2 separate regions of the Homo sapiens genome follow, and region 1 is linked to region 2. Evidence: read pairs that join two places in POLR2A ChIA-PET (ENCODE). Cell type or tissue: GM12878. All regions are shown on one strand. Links, peaks and the distances in the headings refer to the core of each region. The heading gives the core; the rest is flanking DNA.

Region 1 (5,391 bases), core at 171-5,170, 90 kb before region 2:
TGCTTGTGTATATATAAATATCTATATCCATTATCATTATTCTTTTTCTGATCCATTTGAGAGCAAATCGTGAACATAATGCCTCCTCACCTCTCAATACTCCAGAATTTATATCCGCCATGCAAGATTACTCCCTTACCTAGCTATCCAAATCAGGAAATCAACATCAGCAGATACTACCATCCAAACCACAGACCCAATACACATTTTTACGAGATGTTCCAAAAATATCTTTTTTATTTCTGACTTGAGATCCAATCCAGGATCATTTATTAAATCTAGTTGCCATGTCTCTTTAGTCTCCTTCAATCTAGAAGAGTTCCTCAGTTTTTTTCCTTTTATGACTTTGACAGTTTTAAAGAGTAGAGTCCTTGGAACCAACCCAAATGTCCAACAATGATAGACTGGATTAAGAAAATGTGGCACATATACACCATGGAATACTATGCAGCCATAAAAAATGATGAGTTCATGTCCTTTATAGGGACATGGATGAAACTGGAAACCATCATTCTCAGTAAACTATCGCAAGAACAAAAAACCAAACACCGCATATTCTCACTCATAGGTGGGAATTGAACAATGAGATCACATGGACACAGGAAGGGGAATATCACACTCTGGGGACTGTGGTGGGGTGGGGGGAGGGGGGAGGGATAGCACTGGGAGATATACCTAATGCTAGCTGACGAGTTAGTGGGTGCAGCGCACCAGCATGGCACATGTATACATATGTAATTAACCTGCACAATGTGCACATGTACCCTAAAACTTAAAGTATAATAAAAAAAAAGAAGAAAAAAAAAAAAAGACTAGAGTCCTTTGATTCTGTTGGATGTCTGTCAGATCATGCATTCTTGGCAGAAATACCTCAGAAATGATGCTGTGTCTTCTCTATGTATCACATGAAGAAGTGCATGATGTCAAACTGTCTCACCCCTGGTGATATTAATATTGGTCACCTAGTCAATTTGGTGTCTTCTAGGGTTGGTTTTTTTTTTTTTTCCACTATGAAATCATCATTTTTCCCCTATGCAATAGTGCTATGGTCTGAAGTTTCCCCAAAATTCATATGTTGAGGTCCTGACCCCCAAGGGGATAATATTAGGAGGTGGGGTCTTTGATTAAGTCATGAGGGCAAAATTAGTGCCCTTATAAAAGAAGTCCCAGAGAGACCTCTTGCCCTTTCCACCACTTGAGAAGCCACTGTCCATGATCCAGGAAGTGGGCCCTCACCAGACACCAAATCTGCTGGCGCCTTGATCTTGGATTTCTCAGTCTCCAGAAGTAAGAGAAATTAATGCTGTTGATTATAAGTCAAAGTTGATTATAATAACCTGTTGATTATAAGTCACAGTTTATGGTATTTCTTGTATCAGCCTCAACAGATTGAGACAAATAGTATTTTGTGGGGAGACTCTGCCAATATCCTGTTCCTTGTCAGACCTCCACTCACCAGCCTTAGCATACTTTGATGAAACCCTCCTGAATCAACCACCTTTATGATGGTTGCCAAATGGTGGTTTTCTATTTTCATCATTTCTTCTACTTTTCTTAGTTGGCATTCTAATGGAAGGAAGAAGTTTCTATTCTCTGCCATTTATGTGCTTGTTTATTTATTTATATCATTATGTCCATGGATTTCTGTTTTATTCAATGGATTGAAATTTGTTACTCTTACTATTTATTTTTACGCTCAAATTGCTCCATACTTGACTGATAGGAGTATGTCCCCATTGTTCTCTGAGCACTTCCTCTCTGGTGCAGGATGTTCCAGGCTTATCATGTACTTTCTTTGCCCCAATTCTGGAATCAACTATTTCCCCAAGAACCCCTGTTTCCTTTTAGTGGAGGATGATATTTAAAAACTAAGCACTTGGTGTGCTCATTGCTTCTGTGTGCTATTACTTTGAGTCCGTAGTGGGCAGAACTAGGAAATATATGTATGTATGCACTGTAATATTATAATTTGAAATACATGTTTGGTCTCTGCCCCCAAGTTCCTGGCACAGAGCTCCTAAAGCCCTTGTAGATAAGGGGCACTAAGAGAATCTTTTGTTCCTATATTTGGTCTCTGACCCCAGTTCCTGTCACAGGGCTCCTAAGACCTTTCTGATTTCCTGAATGATAGGAGTGTCTGACACAGAGCTCCTAAATCCCTTGGAGTTTCCTGGGTCATAGGAGAATCTTGTCTTAATGAAGTAACTCTTAGTGGGCTCCTGAATAGCGTCAGGATGGGGGCTGGTTGCCAAGGGATCCAAACATGATTAAAGGGTTGGAACTTTTAGCTCCACCCCACCCACCTACTTCAGAGAGGAGCTTAAAGGGTGACTTGATCACCATTAGCCAGTGGTGTAACCAATTATGCCCATGAAATGAAGCCTCTATGAAAAACCCAGGACAGGGTTCGGGGAGCCTCCTGGAGGGTAGCCCACCCAGAGAGGGCATGGAAGCCTCACATGCCTTCTTCCATACCTTGCCCTATGCATTTCTTCTATCTGGCTGTTCATCTGTTCCTTTGTAATAATGTTTTATAATAAATGAGTAAGTATAAATAAAATGTTTCCTTGGGTTCTGTGACCCACTATAGCAAACTAATCGACCCTAAGAAAGGTGTCATAGGAACGCCAATTTTTAGCTGGTTGGTCAGAAGTACAGGTCACAACCTGAGACTTCCAATTAGCATCTGAAGTGGGGAGCAGTCTTGTGGGTTAGCAGTCTGTGAGACCTGACGCTCTCCAGGAAGAGAGTGTCAGAATTGGACTGGAGGATGTCCAGCTGGTATCTGCCAGGGAATTGCTTGGCATGTGGGAAAGTCCCCACACATCTGAAGTCAGAAGTATTGTGTTGAGTGGTGAGTGAGGGTAGAAAAAGCACTTCAGTTTTTTCCTATCTTTATTACATATACATACAGCCAGATCTGTTTCTGTATATATCTGTGTGTGTGTGTGTATATGTATAGATATCAATTCACATTGAGATGTCTGATGGCAGGTTCAATACTTCAAGATTCTTTGTAGCCTTCCCCCTTTCTATGTTTGTATGTAAATATCTTCCTTACCATTGATAAATCTGGCTTTCATCATACTCAATATATTTTCTTAATCTCTTTGTACACTACTCATCTCCTGACCAGCCTGGTTACCTACTCAGCCTTTGATTTTTCCCTCCCAAACTTGCTACTCTTTTGATCTTCCCAATTTCAGTAATGACAACTATATTCTTGGAATTACTCAAGCTAAAAGTATTAGTGTCATCCTTCTTGCCCCACTCCAAACCCCTCATTCATCCCATTAATAATTCCTTTAAATAGAATGATTTTTTGGCTGGGCACAGTGGCTCACACCTGTAATCCCAACACTTTGGGAGGCTGAAGGGGAAGGATCGCTTGAGCCCAGGAGTTTGTGATCATCCTGGGCAATGTGAGACCCCATCTCTACAAAAAATAAAATAATTAGCCAGGCATGGTGGCATGCACCTGTGGTCCCAGCTACTCAGGAGGCTGAGTTGAGAGAATTGCATGAGCCCAGGTGTTTGAGGCTTGCAGTGAGCCGCCATGCTGTGCCACTGCACTCCAGCCTGGGTGACAGAGTGAGACCCTGTCTCAAAAAAAAAAAAAAAAAAAAAAAAAAATCCCCACATCTACTGCTAATATTCTAATAATCTAAGCCACCATTATTATCTTTGCATGTACTTTAGCAAGATTCTTCTAATTGGCTTTCTACTCCCACCCCTACCTTTATGTCTATTCTCTGCGTAATAGCCAAAGTGATCCTTTTATAACCTAAGTCAGATTATGTCATTTCTTTGGTCAGAACCTACTAGTGGCTTCTGTTCTCACTAAATTTAAAATTCAGAATTCTTATCAAAGTCCTAGGTCATCTACTATCCCTTCCCTCACTGTAATTTAATCATATTGGCCTTTTACTATTCCACACCAAGCACATTGTCACCTCTGGACTTTCACATGTGATGTTTCCTCAAGCAAGCTCTTAATGCCAGAGAGCCACAGAACTCGATACTCCCTCACTCCATTCAAGTCTTTGCTCAAATGTGACTCTAACAGTGAGGCCTTCCCTGACTACACAACATAAGGCGGCATCTTTTCTTCATTCTCTATTTCTTTTCTTTGTTTATGTTTATTGTATTTATTACAACCTGCCATAACATTTAAGAGCAAGAGTTTTTGTGTTTTTTTTTTCCCCCATGCAGTGTCTCCAGTACCTGGAATAATGTCTGACAAATAGTAGACTCTTGATAAATATTTTGTTGAGTGACTTTTTATGGATTCATGTTCAATAAATTCATGTGGTTGAAATTGATTTAGGTGATATATTAGCAGTATCTTTTATATAGCTGTAAATTAGATGATGTTTTACAAGGAGTACTAGTGTCAAATAAGCTCTCAACTGGCCTTAAGAGAGAGAATTTATTTTCCAAATGTAGATATTTCAGAAAGCAGAATTAGAGATTAAAGATTTTTTGAAAAAGAAATTGTGAAAAAGGAATTTTGAAAAAGGAATTGATGGGAAGTATACTCATCACCAGCAGTAGGTTTCTGGAGATCTAAGATCTGGAGTTTACCTCACTACCTTAGTTTCTAATGCTTGTCATGCTTTCTCAAGACCATTTCTCAAAGAATGTTCCTCTTCTCTAACTATACCTTTTCTTTCTGATCCAGCACTGTTAGGCATCTCATGTTTTCTGGTGTGTTTTACTTTTCTTAATATCTAATACTATGTTTATTTTATTTTCTATTGGAGCACAATAACTTCATAAATATCTCTTATTCTTTGCACTTTCAGTAACAAAATTTTTTCAAGTCAAAGTCTGCCAGCACCATAGAGGAGTAGTTGTGTTTGCTTCAGGATTGTCTGAGGCTTTAAAGCGGGTGAACTGCTGACCTTGAGGAAAAGCAGATAATTCTATCAAGAAAGCCTCCCTCCAGGAGTAGGCTTTTATTGCTTTATTATATATCTTAAACTGTAAGATCCTGTTTCTTCACCTGTGGAAATAAGGTGAACAATATCCTTTTCATGAATTGTAAATATGTGTAAGTGCCTGGCACATAGTAGGTGTTCTGTAAGTATTCATTTATCTTTCTTCCTTCCCTTATCTTCCACTAATCCATATAACTTAATGTCTCATCTCTACCAATAAGCTCTTATGTATCTTAACCAAATTTTCTTACCAAAATTAACTATAGGCCAGGCATGGTGGCTCATATCTGTAACCCCAGCACTTTGAGAGGCCGAGGCCGGTAGATCACTTGAGGTCAGGAGTTTGAGACCAGCCTGGCCAACATGGTGAAACCTTGTCTCTACTAAAAATATAAAAATTAGCTGGGCGTGGTGACACATGCCTGTAATCCCAGCTACTCAGGAGGCTGAG
Region 2 (5,391 bases), core at 72-5,071:
GGTGACTTCAATTCTTGACAGCTTTCATATTCTCCTCACATAGAGAGAGTGTAGGTGAGTTTTACAGACAAGGCCAGGACACAGCTTAAGTCTCCTTACTTCAAGTCCAGGGCTTTTTCTACTCTGATGTCATCTGGTTCAACCTTAGTTTTTCATGTTGGAGATCTAAGTACCAGAAAAATTCGGTTGATTTGCCTGATATTACATAGCTGGATATGTGATGCCTTGCTAGTCAGACTAATGTAATTCCTACTGTCACCTCCCCACCCATTACTCTCTGTCATCCTGTTTATTTCCTCAATGGTATTTATTACAGTTTGAACTTGCCTTCTTTATTTGTTTTCTTTTGTTTATTGTTGTCTTCCTCTCTAGAATGTAATTGCCATATCTTCCTGGTTCTCTGCTCTGCACAGCAAAGTGCCTGACACATAGTTGGTACTTAAATATTTTTGAAGGAAGGAGTGAATGGTTGGATGGGTGAGTGGCTAGTTGGAATAGTGGCAAACTAAAAGCTAAAACTCTAACCTCCCAACTTCCCACTGTCTTCATAGTGCCTCTTTAAATGCTTGTGCTCTTCAGATATCAGGCAGGCTTGCTAGCGAAACTGACGAAAATTTTTCAACATTCTTGGAAGTTTTGTCAATTTTTTCACATAGCATTCTAATTTTCTAATGAGAATACACTTGCACATTTAAAAAGGGTTGTGTGTGGGTCTACATTTTAAGGAAAAACAATCTATTGAAGCTTTATTTTCATTTAACTATTAATGTTAATCCAGCTAGAGGGAAAAAGAAACATCACCCACTTGACTTTGGGGTTGTAAGCACTTCCCCAGTTGTTATTAGAACAGAGTTGCTCTGGCCGTGCATGGTGATTCACACCTGTAATCCCAGCACTTTGGGAGGCCAAGGCAGATGGATCACCTGAGGTCAGGAGTTCGAGACCAGCCTGGCCAACATGGTGAAACGCTGTCTCTACTAAAAATACAAAAATTAGCCAGGCATGGTGGCAGACGCCCATAATCCCAGCTACTCAGGAGACTGAGACAGAAGAATCGCTTGAACCCGGGAGGCAGAGGTTGCAGGGAGCCAAAATCATGCCATTGCACTCCAGCCTGGGTGACAAGAGTGAAACTCTGTCTCAAAAAACAAAAAAAACAAAACAAAACAAAAAACAGAACAGAGTTGCTCCATCTCATGGAATATCTCCTACTATTGCACTTTCTAAAAGTCATAATGCTCATCTACTTCAGACTGTTGTAGAGTTTTTGATGACAGCAAATTCCAGGCCCACTTGATTTGGGCTTCTACAGCAGGACTGTTTCCAACCAATCAAACCCATGATTTTCCTTCAGCTAGCACCTTTTCTAACCAAATCAATTGAGGGGCCATATACCATCTGACTTTGAACTGAGCAGGCACATACCATCTAACTTTGTACTTACTTCCTGGGCAAACTGAAGATGAACAAAACTTGGTCTCCCTCCTCATAGAATTTACAAGCTAGGAGACCAGACAGATCTTCATAGATCTTAATGATACATGGCAGTGTATGACTGGACTACTGTGTAGCACACTTGAGATTGCTTACTTCTAACTCATCTGCACACCTTGGAAAAAGTCACTTCTCTTGGGTTTCTGAAAGAAAGATTAAAAGACTCTGAGATTCCCACTCCCCACCCCCACCAACTCCAGAATCTCATGATTCTTTGAAATACTATCAGAAAAGCTCAATATCAGCTAGAAGAATAGGGAAGAAAGTGTGCCCCATGGAGGATATGTCATTTGAGATAGTCTTTGAAGAATTTTAACAGGAGATAAAGAAGAAGGGCTGTTCTCGTTGTGAAGGAAGGGAATGAAGGAGCTGTGCCTAGTACAGTAGTAGTAAGCATTGAATAAATGAGTATTTTTGAGACCTGTCCAGAGAAATCACTCCTCTAGAGACATACATATCCTCTGTGAAGGGAGCATTTTGCAATTCCATCCGACGTTTTTCTTCCCCCTCATCACTCTTATGGAGCCTGCATCTTTCAACTGAGAGATTACATTTTGTGGAAGATCTAATAATATAAATAAAGGAGAGACATAGGCACAAAATAGCTTAATGAGGACCTATATTTATTTAATCTGCTTTTAAGTAACAGCACTGAAATTATTTAGAGGGGGTTGTATCTCTTCATACTGACAGCTAGCTGGCTGAGGAACATGAAGCAGAAATGCACATTCTAGAGGCTAAATTATTTCTTCCATTACAGCTGCCAACAAAAGCATTCGTCATCTGGAAAACATGATTAATACTACTGTTAGACATTAATAGTGCAACTGAAAAGTGCCTTGTGGAAGATAAATGTTTTAAAAAGACACAGACTACTCCCTTATAGAATAAGGAAGGAACTATACTTACTTGGGTATTAACTCTGCCTTCTGTATCATGCTATAGTACAGAATGTAAGATTGGAAAAAAGGAATCCCAGAGTATAGCAACGTTGTTTTTAAAGGAGAACAGTCCACTGACACAGTTACTCAGTTGCAGGTGTCTGGAGCCTGCATGCAGCTTCCCCTGTTAGATTGCTGCCAGCAACCCCATCAGCCTGTGTCACTCAGCCTCCCTTCTCTTATCATCCTGCTTCTCTTATTCAAAAGCCATACCAAGATGACAACCTGACTTTTGATATTATATTAATTCTGCAATAGAAGAAGTTATATAAGCAGATTACCAAAAAATTGGAAAATACAATACAGAAGAAAATGATTAATAGCTCCATCCTTATAATAGCACAGCTAGCAATTTGGTGTATTTCCTTACTCTTATTTATTTATTTTTTAATTGACAAACAATTGTATATATTTATGGTGTACAACATAATGTGTATTTTTGTTTGTTTGGAGATGGTCTCCCTCTATCGCCCAGGCTGGAGTGCAGTGGTGCTGTTGATGGCTCACTGCAGTCTCAACCTTTGGGGCTCAATGGATCCTCCTGCCTCAGCCTCCTGAGTAGCTGGGACTACAGGCTCATGCCCCCATGCCCAGCTAATTTTTGTATTTTTCACCATGTTGCCCAGGCTAGTCTCAAACTCCTAGGATCAAGCAGTCCGCCCACGTTGGCCTCCCAAAGTGCTGGGATTACAGGCATGAGCCACCACACCCAGTCCATATTTTTATTTTTTCTAATCTTTTATTTATGAGCCACTATGCCCACCCTGTTCTTTTATTGCTTACATTTTCAAACTATAGCCCACAATGTTAACATCACTTCCCCGTTTTCAGCCACTTTCCCCAACTAATGTGCAAGGGCAAACTGCCAGTCTACTCTGTTGTACAGCCTCACTTAGAGTATGAACATCTGCAGAGTTGCATATAAATAAATTCTGACTTTGGTTGTTGTGAGAACCATGCTTAATAATGATGTTGGAGATAAGGGTAAGATAAGGAGTTTCTAAAACTGCTAAGATCATATGCTTTGGCTGGGTCATATAATAGGTATATATTTAACATTTTAAGAAACTGACAAACTGTTTTCCAAAGTGGTTATACCATTTTACAATTACATCAACGGGGTACTAGTGTTTCAGTTGTTCCACAACCTTATCAGTACTTACTATAGTCAGTCTTTTTAACTTTAGACATTCTAATAGGTGTGATGTTGTAAATCATTGTCATTTTAATTTCCATTTCTCTGATAATGTTGATCATCTTTTCATATGTTTATTTGCATCTGTATATTTTCTTTGGTGAAGTGTCTGTTCAAATCTTTGTTTAATTTTTATTGGGTTTGTTTTATTTTTATTGCATTTTAAGAGTTTATACTCTGAATACAAATCCTTTATCAGATATTTGATTTATGCAATTTTCTTCTAGTCTGTGGCTTATTTTTTTATTTCCTTAATACCTTTCAAAGAGCACAAATTTTTAATTTTAATGAAGTCCAACCTACCAATTTTTCTTTTATGGATCATATTTTTGGTGTGGTAGCTAAGAAATCTTTGCCTAAAACCAAGGTCATAAAGATTTTCTCCTAGGTTTTCTTCTGGAAGTTTTATAGTTTTAGGTTTTACATTTAAATCTGTAATTCAGCATGAGCTTATCTTTTATTATGGTAAACAGAATAAGTCAGAGTTCTTTGTCCCTTTTTTGAACTTTTTTTTTTAACTGTCCTTTCGCCACTGAATTGCCTTTGCATCATTGTCAAAAATCAGTTATTCAGGCCTGCCACAGTGGCTTATGCCTGTAATCCCAACACATTGGGCTGAGTGGGAGGATCACTTCTGGCCAGGAGTTTGAGACCAGCCTGAGCAACATAGTAGACCCTGTCTCTAAAAAAAGAAAAAAAAAAATTTCAACTAGCCAGGCATTGTGGTACATTCCTGCGGTCCTAGCTACTCAGGAGGCTAAAGCAAGAAGGTATCTTGAACCCAGAAGTTCAAGGTTACAGCGAACTATGATTGTGCTACTGCACTCCAACCTGGGAAACAGAGCAAGTCTCTTTAAAAAAAAAATTAATCATATATGTATGGGTCTGTTTCTTGACATTTTGTTCTGTTCTATTGATCTGTTTGTCCAGCTTGATGCCGGTATTGCACTGACTTAATTACTGTAATTTTATAATAAGTCATGACTTCAGGTAGTGTAAGTCCTCCAACTTTCTTCTTTATCAAAGTTGTTTTGGGTATTCTAGGTCCTTTGCATGTCCATATGAATTTAAAATTGGTTTTCTACCCCAAAAAGCCTATCAGGATTTTTATTAGGATTATGATGACTGCATAGATCAACTGGAAGATAACATTGCCATGTTAACAATATTCAGTTTTCCAATCCATGAACATAATATACTTCTCCATTTATTTAGGACTTTAATTTCTCTCAGCAATGTTTTGTAGTTTTCAGTAGATAGATCTTGCATATCCTTTGTCAGACTTACCCCTATTTCATAATTTTGGTGCTATTGTAAATGATTTTTTAAATTTCAGTTTCCAATTGTTCATTGCTGATCCATAAAAATACAGTTGATTGTTGTATATTGATCTTATATCCTGCAATCTTGCTAAACTCACTTATTAGTTCTAGTAGCTTTTTTGTAAATCCATAGGATTTTCTATATAACCGTGTCACCTGCAAATAAAGACAGTTTTACTTATTCCTTTCCTATTTGGATTCCTTTTTCCTTCTTACTATAAAATTGCTGAATAGAAGTGGTGAGAGTCAACAGAAATCCTTGCCTTGTTCTTGAACTTTTAGCAAGAATGCATTCAGTCTTTCACCATTAAGTATGAAGTTAGCAGTAGGGTTTTTGTAGATGCCCTTTATCATGTTAAAGAAGTTTCTTCTGTTTCTATTTTGTTTGCTAATAGAAATGGATGTTGGATCTTGTCAAATGGTTCTTTTTTAGTCTGCT

Evidence for each region. ChIA-PET counts read pairs that join two places held together with the same protein. Peaks named below come from ENCODE experiments on the same cell type or tissue, not always from the same donor. Only the 100,000 strongest peaks of a DNase experiment are listed, where the experiment ranks them.
Region 1: POLR2A ChIA-PET joins it to region 2 with 8 read pairs; 5 of 35 experiments call an interaction of 5 or more read pairs at or near these places.

Annotation. Positions count from the first base shown.
Region 1 is chr11:72,952,439-72,957,829 of GRCh38, reverse strand. All of the region lies in intron 8 of FCHSD2 (FCH and double SH3 domains 2), which reads left to right. Among named protein-coding and RNA genes, the nearest start is that of ATG16L2, 140 kb to the right of the region's middle. In GM12878, for the core only: no CTCF peak of the experiment used is centred there; a DNase peak (open chromatin) is centred at 2,769; H3K27ac peaks cover 2,714 bases.
Region 2 is chr11:72,862,038-72,867,428 of GRCh38, reverse strand. The region is part of intron 13 of FCHSD2 (FCH and double SH3 domains 2); the gene reads left to right. Among named protein-coding and RNA genes, the nearest start is that of ATG16L2, 50 kb to the right of the region's middle. In GM12878, for the core only: no CTCF peak of the experiment used is centred there; no DNase peak of the experiment used is centred there.